Linked DNA regions of Homo sapiens: region 1 is linked to region 2. Evidence: read pairs that join two places in POLR2A ChIA-PET (ENCODE). Cell type or tissue: A673. All regions are shown on one strand. Links, peaks and the distances in the headings refer to the core of each region. The heading gives the core; the rest is flanking DNA. Region 1 holds the start of LOC101929457 (a long non-coding RNA gene). Region 2 overlaps HMG20A (high mobility group 20A).

Region 1 (15,372 bases), core at 4,021-8,020, 93 kb before region 2:
TTCCTTCCCGTTGACCCAGCAACGTCTGGATCAGGTGAACTTTTCCAGAGGGCTCGCCATGTCCCTGGCATAGTGCTGCCTGCCCGTGGGGCTGAACCTGCTTCATCCTCCATTTTAGAGATGGAGAAAGCGAGCCTCAGAGAGGCCAAGTGAGTCCATCAAACATTGAGGTCACATGGCCAGTACGTAGGGGCTGGATGGGGCAGAGCGCCGCGAGGCAGTCCTGCAGGGATGCCATCTGCCAAACCCTTTCCTGGAACTCCTCTCTTTTCATTCTGTGGGCCTGCAAGAGAGGCCGGGCAGGGGCGCTGTTAGGAAGCTGAGGCGGCAAGAGTTAGAGTGACCTGCTCAAGGTCACACAGCGAAGATAGGGCAGAGGTGAGGCTCCAACCTAGGTCTTCCAACGCCCCATTCTCTGGTCCCTAAAGAGACAAATGTTACAGATACTTTGCTTTAAGATGTACTGAAACCCATCCACTCATCTGCTCACTCATTCCGCAGGTGTTTCTCAGGGACCTACACTGTGTTTGGGCACTGTGCTAAGTACTGGGGAGGGTTTCAATGTTATCAAAGCAAACAACAATGCCTGCCCTCCTAGAGTTTATATTCTAATGCAGGAGAAGGAGAAACAACATAAGTAAGTTAATTACAAAGTGCCAGAAGGCAATACATCTGTGGAATGCAACAGAGCAGGGTCAGGACATGGGGAGGGCCAGGCGGAGGCGGTTTAAAGTCGAATGTTCAGGGCAGGTCTGGTGAGAAGATGAACATCAGGCTGGGTGCAGCAGCACATGCCTGTAATTCCAGCACATTCCACCCTCCTTGCCTTGGGAGGCCAAGGGGGGTGGATCACGCGGTCAGGAGTTTGAGACCAGCCTGTCCAACATGGTGAAACCCCATCTCTACTAAAAATACAAACATTAGCCAGGCGTGGTGGCATGCGCCTGTAATCTCAGCTACTAGGGAGGCTGAGGCAGGAGAATTGCTTGAACCCGGGTGGCAGAGGTTGCAGTGAGCCGAGATCGCACCACTGCACTCCAGCCTGGGCGACAGAGTGAGACTCCATCTCAGAAAAAAAAAGAAAAAAAAAGGATGAACATCAAGCAGAGACTTGAAGGAGCTGGGGAAATGAGCCAGCCATGTGGACCCAATGGGAGGAGTCTGTCAGCAGAGGAGCCGCCTGTGCGAAGGGCCTGAGGTAGCAGTGGGCCTGGGGTGCTTGTGGACAGCAGGGAGCCTGGTGTGGCTGGAGCAGAGGAATGGGAGAAGAGTGGGAGGCGATGATGGGGGAAAGGTGGAGAGAGAGGAACAGATCATGCCTTGGCATTAAAATTGCCCATGGGCAGATGGGCCTTCCTGGGCAAATCTGAAGGTCTCACAAATGATGGAGTCACATGGGGCTCATCACAACCAGAAGCAGAGTGGGAGTGGGGGCATCCAGCCCTCTCACCTCCCCTGGGAGGAGTCTTCTTCCTCCACCTCTCCTACCCTCACCCTGTGCCACCCCATGCTGCCCCTACCCCACCTCATGCTTGTGGTGTGTCCCCAGGGAGACTGGGCCAGGCTGGGTGAAGGAGGAAGGTCCATAGCCTTCCCCAGCCTAGGAGTCTGCTAGCTGCTAGTCTGAGTGAGCTTTGAACCTGCCAGGCCCTGCAGGGGCACTAGAAACCATTAGCAGGCAAACAAAAGGCCTGGGGAGGCCTATGAAGCCACCATGGAAGCCTACAGCTAGGTTTATTTCGAATTGAATAAAGAGCCCTGAAGCCCAGCCATAACCACCCGCTACTCTCCACACCCCTCCCAGACTCCTGACCTGAGGAAAGGCAGGCCCAAGGGCTTGTCCATGGCCACACAGCAACCGAGGCCAAAGCCCCGGTCATCTCCAGAGGGGAGAAGCTTTCTGTGCCCATGAGTGCAGGGCAAGCCACGGCCCAGAGAAGGCCACCACAGGTGAGGCCCACACCGGGCACGATGTGCAGAGTGGGTAGGTGGACACTGAGAACCCTTCGGGTGAGGCCCGAGCCAGTGAGTTCAGGGGCTGAGGGTCTCCTCATCTGTTTACTCGCTGTGTGACCCTAGAGAAGTGTCTTAACCTTCCTGAGCCCAACTGCAACATGGGGTTCCTAATAGCCCTACTTTACAGGGCGGCTGTAAAGATGAAGTGAGCTCACCCATCTAAAAGCACTTAGGCTACTGTGTGGCTCAGGATAAGTGTCATCCTCCCACTGCCTTCCCTCAAGTAAGAATGGAGGGGTGGGCAACTGCCAGGCGGTTCCCAGGCCTAGGTCCCCAGGGCAGACCCGCGCCTCTAGCGGAGCTCATCCCTGAACTGAGGCTGCCTTCCCCACCACCGGCCGCAGAGCCTCAGAGGCAGCCAACCAGACGGGCGCTTTTAACAGCTTTTTAATGTGATGGAGCTCGCTGAGCTTGGAGAGTGGAGGCATGTCAGGGGCTTGCCTGCGGAAGCTTTCAAGGTCAGCCAGCAGCAGCCTGACCTTGAAGCCTGTCCCTTCCCAGGAACAGCCCAGGGGCTGCCGAGACCATTCGCCATCAAGGAGGCCCTGGGGGCCCCAGCTCAGGAAAAGTATTAAAAAAAAAAAAAAACAGCGATGAAGAGGCGTTAAATGGATTAAGGAGGCAGGTGGCCAGAGAGGATGAGGGGCAAGGCTGTGCCAGGGACAGCAACAGCAGAGACCTCCTCCTCCAAGAGGCTTCAAATTGGCTTCTCCTCCCTCGTCACACGCCAAACAGTCTCCCAAGTGGAAAGACTGGGAAGATAAGCAACTTCCCCTTCATCTCCTCCTTCTCACAGTCTCCCCAGCAGGACAGCGCTGCTTCCTTCGTCCTGCAGATTCATAAAAATCAGGGTCATCTCCCTGAGAAATGGCTCAATTATCAGCTCCCCTCACAGAGAGCACAGAATAAGATGGGCCTTACAAAGTGGGGCCACCCACCAGGCCACCCGCACCCCAGCACACTGCCTCGGCGCTCCCCAGAGAAGGCAAGAACTCTGCAGGGAGGGCTTGGCACTGTCACCGCCCTCCTCCCCACCTTCTGGGGGCCTCTGCCACAGCCCTAGTGGTGGCAGGCCTGTCTAGGCAAGATGGGACTTCAGCCCCTTCCTAGCTGTTGCTGTGAGCAGGCCGGTGGCCAATGGCCTCAAGTCTAGTGTGTAGGCTGAGCCCCTCACAGCTCACCTGGCACTTCACTCCCATTATCCTCTGTAAGGCGGGGAGTGGTATACGTCTGTTTTAAAGACTAGGAAATTCAGGTCCCTCAGCCAATAGACAGAGGAACTGGAATTCAAATCCAAGTTCTGGTTCCCAGACCTGGGCACTGCAGAGCCCGCATGGGGAGGAGACTTATAGGCCTCTCAGCAGCGGGTCACATTCTCAGGGACTGGGGGGGCTCCCCCAGCAGACAGGCCAAGGAGACCCCAGGGAGAACAAGAGCAGAGGGCAGCCTCTTCCCAGCTTCCCTTCTGCCCAGGGCCGGGGTCGTGGCCAGGGCACAGTGGGGAAGGCCAGGCCCCTTCCAGGATACACACCATGCCCCAGCCCAGAGGGAAGTCATGGGAAACTAAGGGCTTCAGGAATCCCGGAGTGTCCACCCTACCCCAGAGAAGCCCAAAGGGATGAGGGGATTTCAAGTTGGGCTGGGAACCAGGTGGCCTCGTTCCAGTCCCAGCTCTGCCATGGACGAGGAGTGGCCTTGGACAAGTTCCTGCCCCTCTCCTCCCTCAGTTTCCCTGTTTGTGAAATAGGTGATGATCCTCTCTAAATGGGAAGATCTCTCTGACTCACCCCCAGGAGGATCTGGCCACCCTCTCACTCTAAACTGGCCCGGGTAGAGCCAGTAGCTGGAAGAGCCAGGGCTGAGCCCACCGCATGGGAATTCAGGGATGGGGTCTGCTGAATTCCAAACTTTCAGCAGCAGAGCGGCTGCAGGGCTTTCCCACAGATGCAGCTCAGCCCCCGGAGCAGGCCCCTCAGTTCCCACTGCAGCCCTTCCAAGTGGAAACCACAACGCTGTGGAAGCCCGGCAGAAAGTAAACAGAAAGCACGTCCCCAGGACCTCGAGGCCCCGGGCCCCGCCTGGGGCAGCCCTCAGGGAGGCGGCTCCAACCAGAGCAGATTCCTGCCGAGCCTGTCTGGACTAGCCTGGGGCCCCTGAGGGAGGAGGCAGCCACCCCCACCCCCACGCCCCCTGCTCAGATCAGAGAAAATGCTGTCTGCCTCCTGCTCAGAAGCGCCAAGGGGTAGGGGAGAGCAGGCCTGACACCAGAGCACAGGGCCCTGGTCTTAGCGCTGCTACAGACTCCCTAGAGGGGCAAGGCCAAACCTCCCTGTGCTTCACTGTCCCCATCTGAACAACAGACACGGCACATCAGCTGCTTTCTAAGGTCCTTCCCAAGTACCAAGAGTTTGATCTTAGAACGTGGAACGAGGTGGTCCGCTGAAAAGGGGAGACGAATGGGGGCTGTCTCAGGGGCTCGAGCTGGGAAGGCAGGCTGGGTCTATGAGGAGGGACCCACGTGGGCGTAGTCCTGGCCTCCCTCTCCCCCTCCACATGCCATTTTACAGCGGAGGAGACAGAGGCCTTTCCCAGGCCAGCCACACAGAAATGGAGCGCAGGGCTCCTTGCTGGCTCTGGGGTCCTGAGCCCAGGCCCTTGAGGAGGCTCATGCAGGCCCTGGCAGGTGCAAGCGAGGATGCGGGGAAGGCAATGTAGTGTGGGCCAATCTTGCTCCACCCTCTCCTCCCGAACCCCCCAGCTTTTCTCCAGGGCCTGACCAGGCCTCTAGCTTGGATCTGTCTTTGGGCAGGTGAGGGGAAGTGAAGTGCAGGGGACAGGGAGCAGGCAGAGCCGCAGGATTTGTTCCTCTCCATCTCTGGGCCCCTTGTGATGTCCTCTGCCCAAAGGGCCTTGTTTCCCAATCTCCTCCAAAGTTACAAAGTCAGCTCCCTGTCATCCACACAGTGCTGAAGCCATGCTGGGTTCTGAGAAGATGGGGGAAGGCCTCCACTGGGAACCACACCCCACCTAGGACTCAAAGCTCCATTGGCTGGCTCCAACACTCCTGCCCCTTCTGCCTGTGGTCCCTCTCCTCACAGGGCCTGGACACACGTCCCTGAGACTGGTCAAGGGCCAATCGTACTCCAGAAAGACCCAGACTTACCTTCCCACTTCTACGCCAGATTGTTCTCCTGAGCAGCTGCAAAAAGCCACCTCACTTCTGTAGCAAAAGACCTTCATGCAGATGGTCTTGATGGCCCATGACATATGTCCAGGCCTGTTAGAATCCTGCTTTGGTCTCTCGACCTACCCCACTATGTCCACGTCCACACGGAAAGGCTCTTGGGATCTCACCCCAGGCTCCCCAGCAGGATCCTTTTCTGGAGTTGGGAGGCAGGAGAAAGAGTCACCGCAGGGAGTAGACCGGACGGGCCCCTGGCACCAGCCACGTGTGGCTGGAACAATCAATGACTGAGCCCTGGACCAGGAGCTTGGGTTCTGGTCTCAGCTCTGCTGGTGACTTGCTGTGTGATGGTTGGCAAGATACACCTTCTTTCTGAGCCTCAGGCGCTGTTTTTGAAGTGGCATTGTTAACTGCTCCTCGTTTGGCTGTAGGATCTCCACCACACATCACTGTCACTCCTACCTGGGCTCAGAACTTTCCCTGGCATCTTTTCCTGCCCACCTCCCCCGACTCAGCACCCCTTGGAAGTGCTCCTTCTGGGGACCTGAGGAGGGCATAGGCAGCATGGCCCACGTACCCACCTCTCAAGAGAGGCCTCCAGCAATGCCTCCTTTTAGCCACAGGTCCTGGGACCAGTGAGCCAGGGCCTACAGCAGCCCACATGGACACATGGACACATGGAAACGTGGCCACACTGCCACAGAGTCAAGAGCCCTTCTCCCTGCTGAGCAGGCTAATGCCTTAATCCCTTTACACAAAGCCTGCTGATTCTTTCCTCGGGGCGGGGAAAGTGGTTGGGGCACAAATTGGCTTATTCCACTGATCCAGAGAGAGGCTTCTCCCATGAGGCCAGCAGATCCATCCCTGTGTGTGGCTGTCGCTCAACTCTCTGCAGCACACACACCCCTCATTACCCTCACCCCCGAGCCTCCAGGAATCCTTGTAGATTCAGAGATACGGAGACTCCCCGTGGTCCTCCCTCCCTCCTTCCAGGAGAACTGCTGAGTATTGGAGATAGACAGGCCTAGGCTGCCAAGCTCCTACACTGACTAGTTTGGGGTGTCTGACCCCAGGTACGAACTGTTAGGGAGGACACAGAGAAGGCAAGAGAGGATACGCCACCCAGAAAATAGTAGAATGGGAGAAGTTTCTCTCCATTCCTTTCACTCACTTTCCATAGCCCTATCCAGGGCCCAACCTGGCCAGAAGAAAGGTATTTTGTAAGCTTCCTTCTGATAAAATTGCAGACCATCCAGAGTGAGGGTAGCCTCAAAAGAAGGGACAGCCAGTGGTGGAGTTTCAGGCATTCACAGAAGAGATCATTTGAGTCAGCAAGCTTTTTTGGTATCCATAAAGCCCATGGCCCTGTGGCACCTGCATGTGTGCATAGTGAGGTCAAGGGGAAGGTGGCATGTCCGAGGGAGGGAGGCAAGTGGTGCCACGAAAACCAGTTCACACACAGACTCGTCAGAACACCCACAGCAGGCTGGTTCATAGTGACCCAGAACTGGAAACAACCCGATGTCCATCAGCAGGTGCCTGGATTCCTGTGGTACATTGGTGCGATGAAATACTACTCAGCCATACAAAAGCATGAACTATTGATACACGCAACTAACTAGATAAATCTCAAAATCACTAACCTGAGGGAACGGAGCCAGGCACAAAAGAATACATTCTACACAATTCCAACCATGTGAAAATCCAGAACAGGCAGCAGAATGGATCTTGGTGATAGAGGTCAGATGGGGAGGAAGGAGGGGGTGAGAGGAAGAACACGTGAGAGAACTTTCTGGAATGATATGAAAGAAGTGTTCTGTATCTTGATTTGGATGATAGATACATAGTCAATTGTCAAAACCCATTTAACTGTACACTTAAGGTTGCATGTCAATTTTATCTAGTATGTAAATAATAAAAATAAGCATGGAATTTTTTTAGTCAGTTAGTTAAATCTTTATTTTGGAATCATTGCACACTTACAGAAAAGTTGCAAGACCAGCGCAAAGAATTCACATTTACCCTTCACCCAAATCCCCCAACAACTAGCATTTTACCACAATTGGTTTATCATCCTTTCTCTCTGTCTGTCTCCCTGTCTCTCTCTTCATGCATATATAATTATACATACATTATGTATATGTCCTACATATCATTGTTTTCTGAGCCTTTCAAAAGTAAGTTACAGATATCATAGCCCTTTTGCTCAAAATAGTTGTGTGTATTTCCTAAGAATAAGGTTATTTTCTTGTCTTTGTTATCAAAATCAGGATATTAACATTAATAATAATATTTTCTGATCTATATGCCTTCTTATTCAAATTTTGCCAATTGTTCAAAGAATATCCTTTATTAATTTTTTTTTGGTCCAGGATTTGATCCAGGATCCCAGGTTGCATTTACTTGTCATGTCTTGTTAGTCATATTTAATTTGGAATTGTTCCTCAGCCTTTCTTTGTCTTTCATGTGCTTGGCATTTTTGAAGAGTGTGGGCCAGTTATTTTAATAAATGTTCTTGGCTGGGCATGGTGGCTCATGCCTGTAATCCCAGCACTTTGGGAGGCCGAGGCGGGCAGATCACAAGGTCAGGAGATCAAGACCATCCTGGCTAACACGGTGAAACCCCATCTCTACTAAAAAAAAAAAAAAAAAAAAAAAATTAGCCGGATGTGGTGGCGAGCGCCTTTAGTCCCAGGTACTCAGGAGGCTGAGGCAGGAGAATGGCCTGAACTTGGGAGGCGGAGCCTGCAGTGAGCCAAGATCGCACCACTGCACTCCAGCCTGGGCCACAGAGAGAGACTGTGTCTCAAATAAATGAATAAATACATAAATAGTCTTTAGTTTGGGTTTGTCTGATGTATCCTCATGATTAAATGCAGGTTGTTGATTTTTGCAGGATTATCACAGAAGTGAAGTTGTGTCCTTCTTCGTGCATCATCTCAGGAGGTACATGATGTCTATTTGACCTATTACTAGTTATACTAATTTGGATCACAGGTTAAGGTGTGGTCTAGCACTATAAAGTTACTATTTTTCCATTTCTATTTAATAAATATTTTGTGGGCAGCCTGGGCAACATAGTGAGACCCAGTCATATATATATATATAAAATATATATCTCATATGTACATATATGATAAGTCTCATATATCTATATATATGTCATATATCTACATATATGATATGATGTATATAACTTACATATGATTATATATATCATATATATGTATAGGTATATATTAGCCAGGTGTGGTAGCATGCACCTGTAGTCCCAGCTACTCTGGAGGCTGAGGTGGGAGGATCATTTGGGTCCACCAGAAGTTTGAGGCTGTAATGAGCTGTGATTGTGCCACACTGCATGCCAGCCTGGCCAACAGGAGTGAGACCCTGTCTCTCTCTCTCAAACAAAAAAAAAAAGTACTTTGTGGTGAGTTACCTTTAGACCATATACATATCCAGTTCTTTGTCAGATTTTTCACCCACTAATTTCAGGATCTATTGATGATTCTTGCCTGAATCAATTATTACTATGATGCTGGTCAAATGTAATTTTCTAACCTCAGAATTTCCTCTTTATTAGTTTGAATTTTACTATACAGAAGAGCTTTTTCTTTTCCTCATGTATTTATTTATACTTATTATGTTATCTCTGTATGGACTCAGGGATTCTTATTTTATTCAGTGGGTTGTAATTCATTCTTATCATTATTCATTTTGGTGCTCAAATTGTTCCAGGTTTGGCCAGTGGGAGCTCCTTCAAGCTGGCCCCTGTGTCTTTTTGACATTTCCCCATCATTCTTTGAGCATTTTCTTACTTTCAGGTTCATCACGTACTTGTCCTGGAAATCAGCTATTTCTCCAACGATCCCTTATTTATTTTAGGAGAGAATGATCTGGGAGGTAGAATATCCATGACCATATCTATATTAACATCTCTATATAAAGCCATGTGCTTGTATGGTTACCTCCAATTTCAATTTAATACCTAAGGGTACATTTTTGTCTTCTCCCTTCCAATACCTGTAACTCACTTCTTCAACAGTGAGAAACTTGGACCCCGTGATTGTCATTATATTTACTCATATGCCGAAGCCTAGAAGTTTCAGAATGGCTAAACCATACCGCTGCAAAAAACAAACCTGCTAACTAGAGTCTGACATTTTTGCAGATCTTTTTTATCTTTTGTCTGGGCGTATATAGTAAAATACTGTGTTCAAAATGCCCTTGGGTCAGATTTTCCCCTCCTTTTAGTGTGGTTGTTATTCATTTGAAATGCATTAGGTTTGTTTGTTTCTGATTGTATTACATTTTAGAGACTTCCCCCATCCTTTATTATTGTTGTTGTTTGAACAGGTAAAGCACTGATGTGGTTCTGAAAGCCAACACTATACAAAACATTTATACTCAGAAAAAATAGCTCTCTGCTCATATCCCTTCCACCCCATTCCCACCCTACCTCTGTAGGTAACTGATCTCATTCGTTTATCCTTCCTGTGTTTCTTTTTGCAAAAATAATCTTCTATAATATAATATAATATATTATAAATATATAATATAAATTTATATATTCCCCCTTCCATAATATATAAAAGGGTAATAATTTCTTATTTCCCCTTCTTTCTTACACACAAAGTAGCATTCTAGAGTTATAGTTTTGCACTTTACTATTTTAAACTTAACAATACATCCTGGATTCACTCTCTCTCAGTTAGTAGAGATTGTCCTTAATTTTTGTAAGCTTACATTTTTATTGAAGAATAGCATACATACCGAAATCATAATGTACAAGTCATAAGCGTATGGCTTGATGATTTTTCACTTCGTGAAAAATGTAACCACCACCACATAACTGTAGCACCCTCATGCAACCAGCACCACCGAAATCCTTTCTTGTCCCTACCCACATTAAGGGACGCCGCTATCCTGACTTGTAACACCATTGATGAATGTCTGGTTTGAAAACTGTGTAAATGGGTTCATATAATATTTGCTCTTTGGTGTCTGACTCATTTTGCTCAGCATTATGTTTGTGACATTTATCCATGGCTATGTGTAATTATAGCTTGCTCATTCATATTCTATAATTATATGACTATATATATATTATTTATTTTTTTATTTTTTTGAGACAGAGTCCCACTTTGTCCTCCATGCTGGAGTGCAGCGGCGTGATCTCGACTCACTGCAACCTCTGTCTTCCAGGTTCAAGTGATTCTCCTGCCTCAGCCTCCCGAGTAGCTGGGACTATAGGCGCACACCACCATGCCCAGTTATTTTGTAATTTTAGTAGAGACGAGGTTTCACCACGTTGGCCAGGATGGTCTCGATCTCTTGACCTCGTGATCCACCCGCCTTGGCCTCCCAAAGTTTTGGGATTACAGGCGTGAGCCACCACTCCCGGCCTTATACCACGATATTTTTATCAACTATGTTTTTCTGGCTGGGCTCAGTGGCTCACTCCTGTAATCCCAGCACTTTGGGAGGCCGAGGCGGGCGGATCACGAGGTCAGGAGATCAAGACCATCCTGGACAACATAGTGAAACCCCGTCTCTACTAAAAATACAAAAATTAGCTGGGCTTGGTGGTGCGTGCCTGTAATCCCAGCTACTTGGAAGGCTGAGGCAGGAGAATCACTTGAACCAGGGAGTCGGAGGTTGCAGTGAGCTGAGATCACACCACTGCACTCCAGCCTGGCGACAGAGTGAGACTCCCTCTCAAAAAAACAAAACAAACAAACAAAAACCAAAAAAAAATAAAACCACCAAACCAAACCCTATGTTTTTTATGGGTATTTGGGTATTTCCAGCTTTTTGGCTTTATAGTTAGTGCTATGAAAATTCTAGTATCTGGAATGCTTTTGGTACCTAGAAATGTAATTGCTGGGTTATAGGGTCTGCATATGGTTAGCTTTGGTAGGCGTCTTTAGATGCTTTTGCAAAGTGTTGATATGCCAGTTTGCATTCTTACCAGCCATGTAAAGCACAGTTACAGTTGCTGCACATCCTCACCAACACCAAATTTTTAAAATCTCTCTTACTCATTTTAGCCATCCTGAGGGTATGTGTTGTACTGGGGTTTTATTTATTTATTTATTTATTTATTTATTTATTTATTTTTACTTTTTGAGACGGAATCTCGCTCTGTCACCCAGGATGGAGTGCAGTGGCGCGATCTCGGCTCACTGCAACCTCCAACTCCCAGGTTCATGCCATTCTCCTGCCTCAGCCTCCTGAGTAGCTGGGACTACAGGCGCCCACCACCGCACCCGGCTAATTTTTTGTAGTTTTAGTAGAGACGGGGTTTCACCATGTTAGCCAGGATGATCTCAATCTCCTGACCCTGTGATCCACCCGCCTTGGCCTCCCAAAGTGCTGGGATTACAGGCATGAGCCACCGTGCCTGGCCCCATGTACTGGGGTTTTAATCTGTATTTCCTGGATAAGCAAATAGCACTTCTTCCCAGGATCACTAACAAACTAGTCCCCTTGGCTCTGGCCTTGGAATCAGAAGACCTTACCCTGCCCACTCTGATTGGGTGAGTTATGTGACACTGACCTGTCAGTCCTTTCCTGCCATGACAACAAAATACTTTAGATTGGGTAATTTATAAACAACAGAATTTTTTTGCTTGCAGTTCTGAAAGCTGGGAAGTCCAAGATCAAGGCCCCAGCAGATGTGGTGTCTGGTAAGGGTTTGCCTTCTGCTCCATAGATGGCGTCTCGTTGCTGTGTTCTTATGTGGCAGAAGAGGCCAGGGAGCTCACTTGAGCCTCTTTTATAAGGACATAATCCCATTCATAAGGGCAGAGCCTTCAGGACTCGATTACTTCCAAAAGGCCCCACCTCTTAATACTATCACACTGGGGATCAAGTTCTAACATGTGAATATTGGAGGGACACCAGCATTCAGACCATAGCATGATCTATCTAAGTTTTCTCATCTGTAAGTGGGAACAATAACCCTTGGCCTGCGTTTGCAGTAGGCGCACACTGGCGTTGGAGTTGGTGGAGCTCCAGGACTTTCTTCCGGGCTTGTCTCCCTACTTCAAGGGCACAGGTGTTTTTAGAAGACAGGGTTTGTTGCCCACATGCCAGTCGTCTCCCCTACTTCTACCCTGGATCTTTTTCTTCCTTTGACAGCATCTCAGGGCTTCCTCTTCCAGATCACCTTCATCTTTTTTCTATATCACTGAGGCAGGATCTAGGCCAGAAGGGACAATGGATGGACCCAGGAGGTGGCCATTTGCATTTGGCTTGCTCTATTGCTGCGTGACCCGGGCTGGTTTCTAAAAGGAAATGGGGTATAGACATTGCCTGCAGCATCCCTGGGGCACTTTAGTGCTCTTGTGTGCTGTGCTGAGGAGGAGGTCATCCAAGCAGGTTAGCAGATGGGAAATAGACAAACCATCTTTGTGTACTTAGGATGCCAGATAGTCATGCAAATAGCTGCCACATGCCTATGTGGCAAAGAAAGTACAGCACCCCCAAAGGAACTCTCAAATCCCTTTGGACAGCCTGTGGGAGGAGTGTGCTCCCAGCTTTCCCTCCTTCAGTGCACCTGGACTGTTCTGAGATGGGAATGACTTGAGTGTAGAGAAGCCCAGTCCCTTATTCACTCCAAGAAGACGCTGAGCCGTGGTGTGGTGCAAAGCGAGAGGCAAGGCTCCGCCTGAGTGTCCTCAGGATGGCTCGGTTGTGGACCCTGACTACAGATGCCTAGAGCCCATGCGGAAGCTAAGGCACAAGCATAAACAACTGTGGACCAAGTTCTGGAGGGGCACAGATGGTTTCTAACATGAAGGGCTGGTGAGTAATGTAGGTAAGAGTGAGGGAAGGTGTAGCAGGTCCAGGGACCAGCCTGTGTACAGTTGTGGAGATGGGGACCTGGGGCATGTTCGTGGAGTGAATGAATGAAGGCAGGTGGGCTAGATCACCAAGGCTTGAAAACTTGGCTGAAAGGCTGGGATTTTATCCAGTGCATAATGACCACTGGTGTTTATGAGAGGGGTTGGTGCAGGCGTGGTAGAATCACAGCTGATCACAGATGCTCACCTTTAGAAGGTCCCCAGCTCACAGAGCCTCCCCTATCGGCTCCCCCACCGCCTTCCACTATTTGAACTCTCTTCCTTATTGAACCAAAGACTTTTCCTGCTCCAAGAAATCCTCACAAAGTGAAAACTCTGGGTGCCAGCTCCATCCTTGATGGGATCAGCTGCTCAGCCCAAGACCCTTAGAGAGGTTTGTTTCCAGAGGCAGGGGCCAGGCTAGTGTTGATGAGAGTGAACACAGGGATAGGTGGGGAGGGATTTTTTTTTAACATCTGCTAATGACAGGCATTATATTAAGTATCCGACATTCAATATTTCATTTACTGTTTGTAGCAACCCTATTAGGAAGGCATTCTCCCCATTTTACAGAAGAAGAAAGGGAGGCTTGGGCAGACTAAATTATCCACATAGTAAGTGAGTCTGTTTGCAGAACCTGAGCGTTTTCTGCTGCCCCAGGCACAGTGTATGCGAAGTGTCTCCAGGAAGCTGGGTGGGAGGGGAAGGGTCGTCTGAGCCCAGTGCCCATTTGCCCCATGACATGCAGCTCTGAGGCCTGGGCCTCAAATGCCGTCGCCCACAGAGCTGCTCTGGTGATCTCCCCGACTGGATGTTCCTGGCTAAAGGTACAGAATTGCAGTCTTTTCAAAGTACACCAGGAGATGTCAACAGAAAGAGTGAAATTGTGCTCAAATTAGAGACAATTTTCTGGAATCCTCTGTTTTCCTCTCCCTGACAAGCAGAAGCACGGCATCCATTCAGCAGCATTTATGCTTTTAAATAAAATACTGCCATAGAATCCCTCGAACTGCCATTTGTGAAGCAATATTCTCATCACTATCTCCAGGTCACAGACAGTGGATGCCATGTCATGCAAAGGGTTGACTCGTTCACCATCCATTCAACAAGCATTCAGTAAATACCTGCTATGGGACTTGCTCTGTGCTGGGCACTGGGAACACAGATGTGGATGAAACCCATGTAGACCACGAGATCCTCAGTGGCTACAAAGAAAAACAGACATTGTAGAGGATTAAGACCTCTGCAATGTGATAGAGTTGACAGAGGCTTGGGGCAACCCCTGATGGTCTCCGCAGGGATGGGAGTAGGCTAAGTGATAGGGATGCCCGTGGATCCCCACAGGGATTCAGACAGGCAAGTGGGCCTGGCCAGGGCCTCAAGGAGCCTAGGTCTTCTAGGACCAAGGTGAGCATTGGTGGAGGGGAAGGGAACTCCAGGTGCCAAGACTGGCTCGAGCAGGGGTCTGGACGAGGGACTGACATGTGCGGGACGGTGAGGCCACCATGCTGCGGGGAGGCGATGGGGACAGGTTATCGGCCTATCACAGCAGCCTCCACCCTGCTGGTCCTGCAGCAGTGCCCCTGCCTGGCACCTGGCCTTAGTCCCCTTATTTAGTGTCGCACACCCTTAGCTCAGCTGCCCGTTGTGTCTCACACAACCAGGCTGTGTCTCACTTCTAGCCTACGCGCTTGCTGTCCCCTTTTCCCGGAATGCCCACACCCCACTCCCCTTCTTCCCCTGGGAAGTTCTGTTTAAGTCTCAGCTTAGCCTTCCCCTCTTCGCAAAGCCTCGGGGTGGAGTTCAGTGCCCTTCTCACCACTCAGACATCTCCCCTGGGGACTCTTGAGGGGGATGGTCATGTTGAGCTGGTTGGTTTGTTTGTCTTTTGGGGAGGGTCTGGGTCTTGGAGCCCCAAGTGGGACACACATGGTGGGGTGGTACAGTGGAGGATGTGTGACCTCATCGCATCCTAGAGGAGAAAAATATCTTTGTTTCTTTTTCAAACACAGGGTCTTGCTCTGTTGCCCAAGCTGAAGTGCAGCAACTTGATCATGGCTCATTGCAGCCTTGAACTCCTGGACTCAAGATATCCTCCCACCTCAGTCTCCCGAGTAGCCAGGACTTACAGGTGGGAGTCACTGCACCCGGCTCAAATAACTATCTTAACTGTGAGAAATGGTGAGCTGGCAAAAGTTCACAACCTTGACTATGCATGCCATCGTTGCCAGCGATGACTGTGCTGGCCATTCACCATGGCCAGCCGTGTGCTTCTTGTTTTGCCACGGTGTAAAAGTCATACATTTTTCATCAAGAGAGAAAATGAAA
Region 2 (15,372 bases), core at 6,666-10,665:
AGCTGTCAGACTACATAGAATACTGAGAAACAGTATATTTAATTATATGAACTAGAAACACTAACAAACTAGCAGAAAATAGGAATATATTAAAAATTCAATATAAAATCACAACCATAAACATATATGTACACAAACAAACACAGAGTTCTCTAAGCATGGTATGCACTTCTGAATTCTGTTCATATTTATTTGCTATCTGGGAGGGAGTCTCAGTTTATACTGAGGGCTCTGGAGTCAGACTGCCTAGATTCCAATCTCATCTTTTACGTATTAGCTGTGGAACTTGGGCAAGCTAGTCAAAAGCTCCAAACCAAGGTTTTCTTATCCTATAAATGAGAAGAGTAATAGTACATACTATATAGAAGTTATCTCAAGAAGTAATCTGTGTAAATAAAGCAGGTAGTATGGTGTCATCATATAGTAAGAGCCTAATAACAATAATGATAGCAATAATTGCAGCAAGAATTTATTGCTTACTAAGTACCAGGCACTATTTTAAGAGCTATACGTGTATGATACCACTTAATCCACACATCTGCCGTATCAAGTAGATATTATCATTAGCACCTATTTTATAGTGAACAAACTGATCCACAGAGGGGTTAAGTAACTTACAAATGTTTACTGTGATAGTCACTATGGCTATTCAAAAATATTTAGATCTCCTTTCAGAAACATAAGAGGAAACTTCCTCACTGCCTCAGAGAAGACACAAGGACCATGTAACTCATGGGCAATGAAAGTGAGTGACATATGATTCTTCTGGGCAGAAAATCTGAGTCTATAAGCAATTTGCCATGTTTCCTTCCCCTGAATACAGTGACTGTGGAAGTATATATTATAATGTAGTTTACATCCGCCTGGTTGTCTAAGTGACCACAAATAGCATAGCCCCATGTTGACTCACTTTGGACAAATAGCATAAGTGAGAAAAGAAAGCCACTGAGATTTTGTGGTTGTTTATTACCACAGCAATATAAATAGCAATAACCTAGCCTATCCTAACTGACACCTTCTCAGTTAATAAATTTCAGATTTAAGTAACATCATTATCTACTTATTTATAGTTAATACCCAAGGTTTCAAAATAAATTATGGGAGAAAACAGTACATTTCTATCCATTTACTTCTTTTTGTGTGTGTAAACCAACAAAAGTTCACTATTATCTAGTTTAATACCACAATTTAAGAATTGTTGGTCTAAATGTCTTCATGATCTTAGGCTAGGCAAAGATTTCTTAAAGAGGACAAAGCACTAACCACATTAGAGAAAAGTGACAAATTGGAGTTCACTATAGTTAAGAATGTCTGTTCATCAGAAGATCATGTTAAAGGAGTAAAAAGGCAAGCCACAGACTGGGAAATTATATTTGTAATACATATATTCCCTAAAGACTCATATTTAGAATATACGAAGAACTCCTAAATATCACTAAGATTAAAAATAAATGACCCATTTTTTTAAAAAAGGGGGCTAAATACAAAGCAAGCACTTCATAAAGAGACTATCCAAATGATCAATAGCTATAGAAAAAGAGACAGTATTATATACCCACCAGAATGGCTAAAATAAAAAAAAATGACAATACACAGTGGTAGCAAGGATGGAGAGGAACTGAAATTCTCTGACGGTGCTACTGGGAATCTAAATGGGGACAATCATTTTGGAAAACTATTTAGCAATATCTGTTAAAATACACCTATCCTATGAACCAGCAACTCCATTCCTAGTAATATATCATAGAGAAATGAGTGTATATAACCAACAGAAGACATGTATGCGAATGTTCATAGCAGCTTTTTAAATAATAGCCTCAAAGTGGAACCAACCCATGTGTCCATCAACAGTAGCATGGATATGTTATGATATAGTCCTACAATGAAATCAGTGGAATACTATACAGATTGAACTACTGCTACATGCAACATGGATGAATTTCATAGATATAATGATGAGCCAAGAAGCCAGACCCACGAGAATAAATATTCTATGAATATATTTATATGAAGCTCAATAACAAGTAAAACAACCGTATAGTGACAGAAATCAGAATAGTGGTTATCTCTCGTGGGGAGAGAGAAGGTAATGACTGAAGAGCCTCCTAGAGTGACGAAAATATTCACAGGCACATATATATCTATGTAAAAATTCATTGATTTTTGTACTTTACTGTATGTACCACAGTTTTAAAAAGTAAAAGAAAAAAAGCAGCATTGGTTAAGATGAGAATTCCAAGATTAGAAGGTCCCACAAAGATCACTGAGTCCAATCATACAACCAAGGCTCAGCCCCCAACCTGAAAGCCTCTCTTGGGAATGTCTACTTCCACTTCTCAATAGCTCTGACAATTGTAAAGTTATTCTTTATAATGAACTCCAAACCTACGGACGGGCGTGGTGACTCACGCCTGTAATCCCAGCACTTTGGGAGGCTGAGGCAGGTGGATCACGAGGTAAGGAGATCGAGACTATCCTGGCTAACACGGTGATACCCCGTCTCTACTAAAAAAATACAAAAAAATTAGCCGGGCGTGGTGACAGGTGCCTGCAGTCCCAGCTACTCGGGAGGCTGAGGCAGGAGAATGGTGTGAACCAGGGAGGCGGAGCTTGCAGTGAGCCGAGATCACGCCACTGCACTCCAGCCTGGGTGACAGAGGAGACTCCGTCTCAAAAAAAAAAGAAACTTGAAAACATTTTCTCTTGAAATGAAATTTATCTGGTTTAAAATTGGTAGTAAACAGGCATTTTTTCAAGGGTTTTGGGAAATGCTAGTAGCCTGAAAGCTGTTTCAAATTGTTGTGCTTATAATTTTCTACCAAACGTACAATTAAGCATCTTATTGTATTAAAACCAGCTTCAAAAACAATAATTAAAAACTACATCTAAGATGGAGAAAGCAAACCCAAGCTATATAAGAAAATGCAGAGTATCTTGTAATATCAAATCATAATAGATGTGTATAACCTATAAAACACGTGAATACATTAATATTGTGAAATATGGTCATTTTTTGCTTTATTCTGATTATTCTGATTAAAAGACATGTCATATACTTACTGTGGTTGCATTATGGCATATTTATGTGACTAAAATAGTTAATAATATTTACAAACAATATTGTAAATCTCAGGAGTAACCAAATGCGATTAGACTAACTTTTCTTTGTAGGGCCCTTATGTATTTTTTTAAAATTGCAGTTTGGCTGGGTCCAGTCGCTCACACCTGTAATCCCAGCTCTTTGGGAGGCCAAGGTGGGAGGATCGCTTGAGCCCAGGAGTTTGAGACCAGCCTGGGCAACATAGCCAGATCCTGTCTCTAAAAAAAAAAAAAAAAAAAAAAAATTAAAACTAAAAACCTAGCTTGGTGTGGTGGTATGAGCTTGCAGTCCAAGCTACTTGGGAGGCTGAGGCGGGAGGATCACTTTTGCCTAGGAGTTCAAGGCTGCAGTGAGTTATCATGCCACTGCACTCCAGCTTGGGCCACAGAGCCAGATCTTGTCTCAAAAAAACGAACAAAATTGCAGTTCTAGAAAAGAAGACAAAGTTATTTAGTCAAGACTGCTATTGAGAACTCTCTATCTTTACTTTTAAAGAGTTTCAACTTAGGGCTGCGCACAGTGGCTCACACATGTAATCCCAACACTTTGGGAGGCCGAGGCAGGGAGATCATCTGAGGTCAGGAGTTCAAGACCAGCCTGGCCAACATGGTGAAACCCCATCTCTACTAGAAAAATACAAACATTAGTCAGGTGTGGTGGCGCATGCCTGTAATCCCAGCTACTCAGGAGGCTGAGGCAGGAGAATCGCTTGAACCCAGGAGGCAGAGGTTGCTGTGAGCTGAGATCACGCCACCGCACTCCAGCCTGGGCAACAAGAGTGAAACTCCGTCTCAAAAAACAAAAAAAAAGTTTCAATCTAAAAAATGTGGGTAGGTGTATTCCTCTGTGGGGGCTTAAATAAAATCTGCACACACTGCCAATTTAGCTTAGCACTGAGAAGACTAATCATCAAAAACTTCAAAAACATCAAAAACCAGAGGAAACAAGCAACTCCTTCATGCTCTCAGGGCACAGCACACACCTATGAAGTACTTCCCGACCTATAGTTTACCTAGGATGGCATGATCTATTTTCTTATTCATTACATATTTTCAGTAATATGTACCAGGTACATGGTTAAGATACCAGCAATACAATGGTGAACAAATTGTCTCTGCCCTCATGAAAAACTACAGTTGGAGATGAAAGACGTTCAGCAAATATACCAATAAATAAACTTTAAATTTGTTTAAAATGCTCTGAAGGAAAAGAACAGAAAGCTATAGAATAACAGGGGAGACTTCATTTAGACAGGGGACCTCTTTGAAGAAGGAACACATAACCTGAGAGCTAAATGTTAAGTAGGCACATTGCATACTGAGGAATTAGCTTATTAGGACCCAGAGGTGAGAGAGAACTTGATGCTTTGGAGGAAGTGAAAGGCGGCTTGTGGCTGGAGAAAAATGAGCCAGAGAGGAAAGCAACAAAGACAGGTAGACAGGAACCAAATCCAGAACAGATCTGGGGCCATGTCAGAAATCCGGGTTTTCCCCAAAGTATAAGAGTAAACCTCTGAGGAATTTTAAGGAGAAATTTTAAGGAGGGGCATGATGTGACATTTATGCTTTCTAAAAGTTCATTCTGACTTCTGTGTAAAGAATAGATGTGTAAGAATGGATCTAGAGGCCAGGTGTGGTGGCTCACACCTGAATCCCAGCACTTTGGGAGGCTGAGGCAGGTGGATTACTTGAGATTGGGAGTTTGAGACAAGCCTGGCCAACATGGTGAGATCCAGTCTCTACTAAAAATACAAAAATTAGCTGGGCATGGTGGTGCACACCCATGGCCCCAGCTACTTGGGAGGCTGAGGCAGGAGAATTGCTTGAACCTGGGAGGCAGAGGATTCAATGAGCCGAGAACATGCCACTGCACTCCAGCCTGGGCAACAGAGTGAGACTCTCCATCTTGGGGGAGGGAAAAAAAAAAAAGAAAATGGATCTATAAAGATCAGTAGGGAAGTAGTTACTGCAATAGTCCACCAGTCCACCATAGCATGACAGTGGCTTAGAAAAGGATAACAACAGTGGAGATGTAGCAAAGAGGGTGGATCTGAGATATATTTAGGAGGTAGAATCAATAGAATCTTGCAGTGGTCTGGATAGGGGGGTGTGTAAGTGTGTGTGTTGAACGGGTAAGGGGATTAGTAAGAGGTCTCAAGAATGAGCCCAAGATTTTTAACGAAGAAATTAGTAGACTGAGTTGTCATTTATGGAGATAAGGAATACTCGAGATGTAGAAGTAGAAAAAGTATTAAGATTAGACATGTTCATTTTAAGATGCCTTTGAGATAAAATATCAAGTTGTACTCTGTATACAGAACAAAAGTCTGAGATGGAGACAGGAGTTTAGGAGTTTCCAGCAAGTATAGTAGATAGTATTTTAAAGCATGAATGTATGATATAACCTCAGGAGAGATAATAGGTTAAAAGGAGTTAGAATTGTGTTCTGAGGAACTCAACAGTTAGAAGATGAGTAGAGGAGGAACTGCAAAAAGGACATGAACAGAGGTAGGCAGAGAGCCAGGAATGCGTGGTGTCAGACTATCTCAAGAAAAAAAAAAAAGATGCACCTACATGTTACTGAGGTTAAATGAGAATGTAAAAGATGCCCAAGTTTTTTGACAACATGGAAGTTATTAGTAACCTAGTAGAGCCCTTTTGATGGAATGGTGGGGTAGAAGCATACCACCTACATGGTTTGTGTATAGGGAATGTAGAGAAAAATAATACAGTCCTTCAAGTCATTGAGGGAGTGGAGGGTTTAAGTAAACTTAAAGTACAAAACAAATGGCTGGGTGCAGTGGCTCACACCTGTAATCCTAGCATTTTGGGAGGCCGAGGCGGGCGGATCACTTGAGGTCAGGTGTTTGAGAGCAGCCTGGCCAACATGGTGAAACCCCATCTCTACTTAAAAAAAATACAATAAAAGAATTTAGCCAGGCATGGTGGCACGCATCTGTAGTCCCAGCAACTTGGGAGGCTGAGGCAGAAGAACTGCTTGAGCCCAGTAGGCGGAGGCTGCAGTGAGCCAAGATCGCGCCACAGCACTCCAGCCTGGGTGACAGAGAAGACTGTCTCCAAAATAAATAGACTATAAAACAAAAATTATGCAAATTTTAAGTGTACAGCTTGACAACTTTTCATAGACTGTATCACCTGTAGCCTTATCAGAATAAACAGAATATTACAACAAGCAGAAATCCCCTACCTTATGCCCCTTCCCATTCACTATCCCTGTAAAAGTAATTACTATGACTTCTAAGATTTGTTCTGCTTGTTTCTGAACTTTATTCATATACTATGTAATTATTTGTACTTACATGCACTTATCTGGCTTCTTTTGCTCGATATTATGCTTGGTGATCATCCATGTAGATACAAGAAACATTTGTTTACCCATTCTATTTCGATGGACATTTGGGCTATTAAGAATGATGCTACTATGAACATTCTTGTCCATTTGTGTCTTTTGGTGAACATATAAATTTCTGTTGGGTGTATACCTAGGAACAGCTGGGTCAGAGGGTGTATGATCACCTTTGGAATATACGGCCAAATTGTTTTCCAAAATGGCTGTAAAAATACACACACCTACCAGAAACATATGAGTTTCAGTGTCTTCACATCATCAATACTTGATATTCTCAATCTTTTTAATTTTAGCCATTTCAGTGGGGATGTAGTGAGAGGCCTCAAGATACTGAGAGGTCCCAAGTATCTCACTGTGGCTTTAATTTGCACTTATTTAATGTAAATAAAATAGCTGGGTGCATATTGGCCTTTGGATAGTTTCTTTTGTGGAGTGCCTATTGAAGTATTTTGTCCTTTTCAAAATTTGATTATTTGTTTTTTCCTATTTATCTGTAAGAGCTCTACAAGTCCCTTGTTGAATACATGTATTACAAATATGTATTCTCACTCTGTGACTAGTGTTTTCACTCTCATAATGTCTTTTGAAGATAAGTTTTTAATTTCATAAACTCCAATTTCATGAGTTTATGAAGTTTTTAATTTCATAAACTCCAATTTCATGAGTTTATGAAGTTTTTAATTTCATAAACTCCTTCCTTTTCGGATCATTACCTACTCCAAGATCATAAAGGTGTTTTCCAGTTTCTCCCTAAATTTTTCTTTCACATTTAGCTCTATAATCCAACTAGACCTGATTTTTGTATATGTTGTGAGGTAAGGGTTCAAGATTCATTCCCTGCCCCTTCCACACAAAACCAGGCACCATTCAATGAAAAATCCATCCCTCCCCTACTGTGGTGGATGCTACTGTTGTCATAAATTGATTACATACATATGGGATTGTTTCTGGGCTCTCAATTATGTTCCACAGATCTGTCTATCCTTGCGCCATTACCACATTGTAATTACTGTAGCTTTATAATAAATCCTGTTATCTGATAAAGTCTTACAACTTTGTTCTTCAAGTTTGTCTTGACTACTTAGTCCTTTTCATGTCTATGTGAATTTTAGAATCAACTTGTAAGTCCCTCCTTCCATCATGTACACAAATCACCTGAGATTTTATTAGGATTCCATTTAATCTATAGAGCAATTTGGAGAGAAATGATATCTTTACAATACCAAGTCTTCCAATCTATGACTACCTATTATATCTTGTTTCTCTCTATGTTTTATAGTTTTCTGTGTAAAGATCTTACAAGACTTAAATTTGATTTGTTTGATTCTATTGTAAATGGCATTTTAAAAATTTCACTTTCTAACTGTTGGTTGCTCGTGTAAGTTTGCTTATTAATTCTAATAGTTTGTCTATAGATTCTTTTAGAGTTCCTATATTCCCAAGTAACACATTTAGGTTCACGAAAGAGATTGCTCTGTAAATATCTTCTCTCAAAATATCACTGCCAGCTCTTGGCATTAAGGCTTAGATGATCTCATAAAACGACTTGTATTCTATTGAAGAGTTTGAGTAACACTGGGGTTATTTCTTCTTTAAATATTTGTAAGAATTCACCAGTGAAGTCAGGTAGACCTGGTTTTCTTTGAAGAAATTTTTTTTTTTTTTTTTTTTTTTAGAGACAGGGTCTCTAACATCCAGGCTGGAGTGCAGTGGCACAATCACAGCCCACTGTAACCTCGAACTCCTAGCCTAAACCGATCCTCCTACCTCCCGAGTAGCTAGGACTATAGGTGCACGCTATCATGCCCGGTTAATTTTTAAAATGTTCTTGTAGAGACAGGGTCTTGAACTCCTGGACTTAAATGATTCTCTAGCTTTGGCCTCCTGAAGTGCTGATGTTACAGGCATTAGCCACCATGCCCAGCCAAAATTTTAAATACTGAATTCAATTTACTTAACAGATAAAAACAGTATTCAGATATTCTATTTCTTCATGTCAATTTTTTATATGCCAATTTTAATAAAGCATTTAACAATTTGTCCATTTCATCTAAAATTTCAAATCTGTCTATGTAAGGTTGTTCATAGTATCTTCCTACCTTTTTGACATCTGTAGAATCTGTAAAGAAATTTTCCCTTTTCATTCCTGATACTGGTAATTTATGCTCTTTTTTTTTTCTTTATCAATATTGCTAGAGGTCTATGCATTTTACTAATCTTTTTAAGGAACCAACTTTTGGTCTTGTTATTTCCTAATGCCAATTTGTTGTCTTTTTTTTTTTTTTTTTTTGAGTCGGAGTTTCGCTCTTGTTGCCCAGGTTGGAGTGCAATGGCGCGATCTCGGCTTACTGCAACCTCCGCCTCCAGGGTTCAAGTGATTCTCCTGCCTCAGCCTCCTGAGTAGCTGGGATTACAGGCACCTGCCACTACGCCCAGCTAATTTTTGTATTTTTAATAGAGATGGGCTTTTGCCATGTTGGCCAAGCTGGTCTCAAACTCCTGACCTCAGGTGATCCACCCACCTCGGCCTCCCAAGGTGCTGAGATTACAGGCGTGAGCCACTGCGACTGGCCAACAATTTGTTTTCTATTTCATTGATTTCTATTTTTTTATTATTTCCTTTCTTCTACTTACTTTGGGTTTAATTTGCTGTTCTTTTCCTACCTTGATGGGTATTTAGATAACTGATTTTTTACTTTTTTCTATTCTAATATATGCATTTAAGGCTATAAATTTTTCATTGAGTATATCTTTAACTGATTCACATGTATTTTCATAATCACGCTGTTGTAAATGTGTTCTAATTGCCATCGTGATTTCTAGATTGGCAGTTATTTTCTTTAAGGAACTTAAAGGTTGCATTCTCTGAGAATATATCCAAGGGAAATGAAATCACTATGTTGAAAAGATATCTGCACTCTCAGGGTTATTGCCAGATTATTCACAATAGCCAAGATATGGAATCAGCCTCAGTATCCATCAACAGATGAACACAGAAAATGTGGTATATACGCACAATGGAATACTATTCAGCTTTAAAAAAAGGAAGGAAATCCTGTCATTTGCAACAAAATGAATGAGCCTGGAGGGCATTATCTGTTAAGTGAAATTAGCCTGGCACTGACAAATACCATATGATCTCATATGTGGAATCTAGAAAACCTGAACTCATGGAAGTATAGAGTAGAATGGTAGTTACCAGGGGTGGGGTGGGGCTGGGAAGATGTTGGTCAAAGGACACAAAATTTCAGTTTGATAGGAGGAATAAGTTTGAGATATCTATTGTACAACATGTTAACTATAGTTAATAACAATGTATTATATTCTTGAAAATTGCTAAGAGAGTAGATGCTCAGTGTTTTTACCACATAAATTGTGTGAGGTAATACATATGTTAATTAGCGCAATTTAGCTATTCCACAATGTATACATATTTCAAAACATCATGCTGTACATGATAAATACATATAATTTTTGTCAATTAAAAAAACAAAAAAAACCAGCTGGGCATGGTAGCTCATGCCTGTAATTCTAGCACTTTGGAAGGCCAAGGCAGGCAAATCACCTGAGGTCAGGACTTCGAGACCAGCCTGGCCAACATGGTGAAACCTTGTCTCTACTAAAAATACAAAAATTAGCTGGGTGTGGTGGCATGCACCTGTAATCCCAGCTACTTGGAAGGCTGAGGCAGGAGAATCGCTTGAACACAGGAGGCAAAGGTTGCAGTGAGCTGAGATCACGCCACTGCATTCCAGCCTGGGTGACAGAGGGAGACTCCATCTCAAAATAAAATAAAATAAAATAAAAAATAAATAAACCAAGTAGGTAAAAGCAAAAAAACAAACAAAAAAGTTACATTGTATTGTTTTCTGGCCCCCATTATTTCTGTTGACAAGTCAGATGTCAGTCTAATTGTTCCTTTGAAGATTATGTGTCTTTTTTCCTCTGGTTACTTTCAACAGTTTTATTTTTACTATGAAGAATGAAAGTGTGGTACTCCTTGTATTTATTCTGCTTGTCGTTTCTTGCACTTTTCAAATCCATGGCTTGATATTTGTCATCGGTTTTAGAAAATTCTCAATCACTGTCTCTTAAAATATTACTGCTTCTAACTTTCTCTCCTCCAGTCATATGTATGTTAGACTTCTTCATCATTTCCTCATGTCTCTGTAATAGTTTCATATTGTTGCTGTCACAAGTTATCCAAAGCTATTGGCTTAAAGCAATACAAATTAACTTTCTTACAGTTCTAGACTCTGCCTAGCAAACACTGTGAGGGGAAAACAAGTTTTAAAAAAGTTTCTGGGTACTGTCCTTCTCTAGGGATCTTGACCCAAGAACTAGCTACCTGGAGATCTCTAAAATCCAAGTTTTGTCTGCTCCGCCCCATAAAACTAACAGCTTCTCTGCTTTTAGAAGAAACCCTCTGCTAAGTTTCACAGCATCTTGTCATGCTCTAAGAATTAGCAAATTCCTAGGAAAAAAGAGAAGCATGGAACATCAGCCCACTTCTCTGAAGCTCCTTTGGTTCTATGGTTGTGGTTTCTTAAGTCCTGGATGCCTCAGCAGGTCTCTGATGCCTTCACTTTTCTTTTTAATTCTCATCTTTCCTGTTCTTAGCAAAAGCATTAGTCTGCAGCAACCTCATCTCTCAGAGTCATAAGTGGAAACCATAGCTTGGGCTCTGAATAAAAACTCTACTGCTTATTAGTTAAGTGATTCGGCAAGTTATTTAACCTAGAGTATTTAAACATTTGAAGTTTCAATTTTCTTTCATGTAAAATGAACGTTAACACTATCTAATGAGGTTACTGTGAGGATGTGAAGATTAAATGAGACATATTTATAAAATGTCTGATAACAAAAACATTCTTATTGTAGGTTTTGTATGTGCCAAATACTTTATATAGATTTAATAATTTAATGTAGACATAGTTATCCTCCATTTCCTTTTCAAGACCACATATTAGTAAGTGATGAAGCTCAGATTTGATTCTAGAACACCAGTTTTCAATAACTACAAATTGTTGCTTCTATAATGTTGCTTGAGTATTGTTCCTGACACAAGTAAGTGGTCAGTAAATGTAAATTATTATTATATAGAAAATATAAATGCTTCAGAAATAGACACCAATCACATTAGTTTTTCTACTTTTTCTTCTGATGTTTCTCCTTTTCATTTTTGCAAAAACATTCTTACAACATCTTTCAATGTATTCTTAAAGACGCTATTGTGAAAAATGAATGTCTTACAGCCCACTGAGTAGATAGGCAATAATTTGCTTAGGCATTATTATATTGTTGAATATTTAGAAGGTTTCAAGTTTTAGACAGTATAGATATCAGTGCTATTAACATTTTGTGCCTTTAACTATTTTTCTTATTTAAAGTATTTTCTCAGAATGAAGTTCTATATGTGGAATTATTGGCTCAAAAGTATGAACATTTTATTATTTGTTGATATAACTGCTACTGTTATTAAGCCAAAAAGTTATGATAATTATGATGCCATCAAGCAACAAACATGAAGGTTTGTATCAAGAGAACAGGAATTAAAGCTATGAAGTATAGGAATGAAGGACATGTGGACATGGGGGAAAAAAAGGAGATATGAATTTTGAGGCTGGAAAAGAAAAAATGGGGTGCTGGAAATCATTTCTTTTGAAGCAGGCAAGCGCTAGTAATCCCAGCTACTTGGGAGGCTGAGGCAGGAGAATTGCATGAGCTCACTAGCGCCACTGCACTCCAGCCTGGGAGACAGAGCAAGACTCCGTCTCAAAAAAACAAAAAAAACAAAAAAACCCACCATATTAAATTATTATTATTTTGTTTAGTAGAGATGGGGTCTTGCTATGTTGCCTGTGTTAGTCTCAAACTCCTGGCCTCAAGCAATCCTCCTGTCTCAGCCTCCCAAAGTGTTGAGATTATAGATACAAACCACTGTGCCCGGCCAACATATTATTTAAAAATTATACATATAAATTGCAAAACAACCACACAGATTAAAGGCCTATGTTCTAGAGGCTCCCCCCTCCTTTTTTTTTTTTTTTGAGACAGAGTCTTGCTCTGTAGCCCAGGTTGGAGTGCAGTGGCTCGATAACAGCTCACAGCCTTGAACTCCTGGGCTTATGCGATCCTCTGGCCTCAGCCTCCTGAGTAGCTATGACCACATGTGTATATACCACCATGTCTGGCTATTTTTTATTTTTTTGTAGAGACAGCATCTCACTATGTTACCCAAGCCGGTCCCAAACTCCTGAGCTAAGGCGATCCTTCTGCCTTGGCTTCCCAAAGTGTTGGGATTACAGAAGCCACCACACCCAGCCTAGAGTCCACTTATTTGGTGTGTAATCTCGAGCCTTGAATTGCCTTATCTATAAATTGGGATTAAATTTTATAATATCCGACTAAAGCCAGAATTGGAACATCGTATCTCTTGTTTTATATTCCTGATATTAAATTTGTTTTGTGAGTATACCATACTTCAATAAAAATGAAGGAATCTCTCCTTTTTTGCTGATATGCTTTGAATGTCTTACACGCTATGCTTTGAATATCTTATCTTGTGATGAATATCCTGTTAAGAATCTTATGTCAGACTTTAAGTTACTATTTTAAAAGGTTACTTTACTTTGTGGGATTCTCTGAAGGCCAAGCCATTTGCCTGCTCTTTCTACAATCACATAAATCTTACTGGGTATACCCAAAGGCCGTTGCTTTTCTACAGCTGCCTTCCTCCTTCTTTGTTACCATCACAGATTTTGGGGTAGTAGGTACCTGATCATCAGGGAGAACACAGAAGGCCTTGAAAATGTGGGTTTAACCATACCAAGATCTTTCGCTCTGTTTATGTACTATAGCCTCCCCAGTAAAAACAAAACAAAACAACAAACAACATCTCTGCTAAATGCTTCATTATGAACACAGGTAAGTCAGTGCTTGATTGTCCCAAGTTCCAGTTCAGATTTTCCACTTTCCATTATCCTCCAGTAAATTTTAGTAGTGATACTGAGGGATCATGCAGTATGAGAATAAACACTGGCCTTAGAGGATCTGCATTCAAATCCTGTCTCTACCACTTACTGGTTAAGTGATTTTGGGCAAGTAATCTAATCTTTCTAAATCTTATTTTTCTCATATGGAAAAATGCCAAATTATTAGAATTAAGATAACATGTAGTGCCTAGCACAATACTACATAAATGTTAGTCAAGTGGGAATTGGAATTATGGCTCAGTGTGGTCTGAATCTGAATATTATTCAGAAAATAAGGACAGCAGCACTGAATAAAATTTTTTTTTGAGCTGAATAAAATTAGAGAATTTTGATTTCTAGGATCCTCAAAAATCCATATCCTTTAAAGAAGCCATATGGGGTAACATGTATAAGGGTCCTGAATTCCTTCATGTTCCAACAGATCCAGGTTCCAAGGTATGGAAACACTTATCAGATTATAAGCAAAGAGAACAATAATTTTATGTGTGTTCAACTAGCCAAATATTTTTGCTGGTAAAATCGTGGTGAAAACAACATCCTTATACATTGCTGTTATCATTAAAAATCAGTACAATCTTTTAGGGAAATGTAGGTATCATATCTAGAACTACCCATGCTTGTAGAACCATTAATCACACTCATAAGATTTTATCTTCAGAAAAAAAGTCAAATAAGGAAAATAGCTATAGTTTTATTTAATAGTGCCTGGCACATAAAAGGCACTCAAATATTTCTTCAAATGAATACCTTTATTTGTACTGACTTCTCCAAATCACTGCCCTTGGTTCCTTCTCATTAAGATTTATCTATTTTTATTACCTGAGGAGAGCTTTAGAATCAAATTCTAACATCTTTGTCTAGTCTCTATTCTCCCATCTTCCCCAGTAACTTTGTTTTGATTGCTACTAGACTCCTTACCTTAGAATACTCCCACTCTTTAAACTCAGCTGACCGTAACACAGAAACCAAAAAGACCATATACCACATCCTTGACCTAATCAAGAAGAAATCTGAAGCTTCCTTCAAGGTCATAAGATGTTTTTCTCCTTTGTTAATACCTCTGTAGTCTAAGTATTTACCAAAATCCCTGCTACATTAAGACAAAAACCCAGAAGCTATCCTCATATCCATCCTCACCTGATCCTTAACATACCTTTAGCCCTGTACCTAGCTGCTTATATTTCTCTCTAGGATCTGAGAAAGAATGATCATTTCCTTGCTTTCACACCTCTTGCTTCTTTCTTCTGGCTCCATTCAAAATTCTCTATTCTTCAAGTCTAAGTATCTCTCTCTTTTAGATATAATTCACATACCATAAAACTGACCCCTTTAGTGTATATTTCAGGATTTTTTTTGTACAGTTGACCCTTGAACAACATGGGTTGAACTGCATGAGTCTACTTATATGCTGATTTTCTTCTGCCTCCACCACTTGAGACAGTAAGACCAACCTTTCCTCTTCCTCCTTCTCAGCCTACTCAATGTGAAGATGACAAGGATGAATACCTTTATGATAATCCACTTCCACTTAACGAATAATAAATAGTAAACATATTTTTTCTTCCTTATCATTTTCTTAGTAACATTTTCTTTCTCTAGCTTATTGTAAGAATACAGTACATAGTACATGTAACATATAAAACATGTGTTAATCAACTATTTATGCTATTGGTAAGGCTTCCAGTCAGCAGTAAGCTATTTACGTAGTTAACTTTTTGGGGAGTCAGAAGTTATACATGGATTTTTGACAACACAGGGGTTAGCACCCCGAACCCCCTCATTGTTCAGGTGTCAACTGTATATTAGTATACAAGATATTTTAGTATATAAGGTTATGCAACCACCACCACTATCTAATTCTGGCACATTTTCATCACTTCCAAAGGAAACTCCATACTAGCAGTCACT

What was found. Peaks named below come from ENCODE experiments on the same cell type or tissue, not always from the same donor. Only the 100,000 strongest peaks of a DNase experiment are listed, where the experiment ranks them.
Region 1: POLR2A ChIA-PET joins it to region 2 with 13 read pairs; 3 of 35 experiments call an interaction of 5 or more read pairs at or near these places.

Annotation. Positions count from the first base shown.
Region 1 is chr15:77,516,153-77,531,524 of GRCh38, reverse strand. It overlaps LOC101929457 (a long non-coding RNA gene), which reads right to left and starts at 5,930. Exons shown (of 2, transcript NR_135692.1): 1 at 5,180-5,930; 2 at 1-422. It also overlaps a transcript of HMG20A not described here. RefSeq lists enhancers at 323-1,166, 1,167-2,008, 2,009-2,852, 3,695-4,538, 5,383-6,226. In A673, for the core only: no CTCF peak of the experiment used is centred there; a DNase peak (open chromatin) is centred at 6,004; H3K27ac peaks cover 1,185 bases.
Region 2 is chr15:77,426,110-77,441,481 of GRCh38, reverse strand. All of the region lies in intron 1 of HMG20A (high mobility group 20A), which reads right to left. Among named protein-coding and RNA genes, the nearest start is that of HMG20A, 13 kb to the right of the region's middle. RefSeq lists an enhancer at 11,033-11,132. In A673, for the core only: no CTCF peak of the experiment used is centred there; no DNase peak of the experiment used is centred there.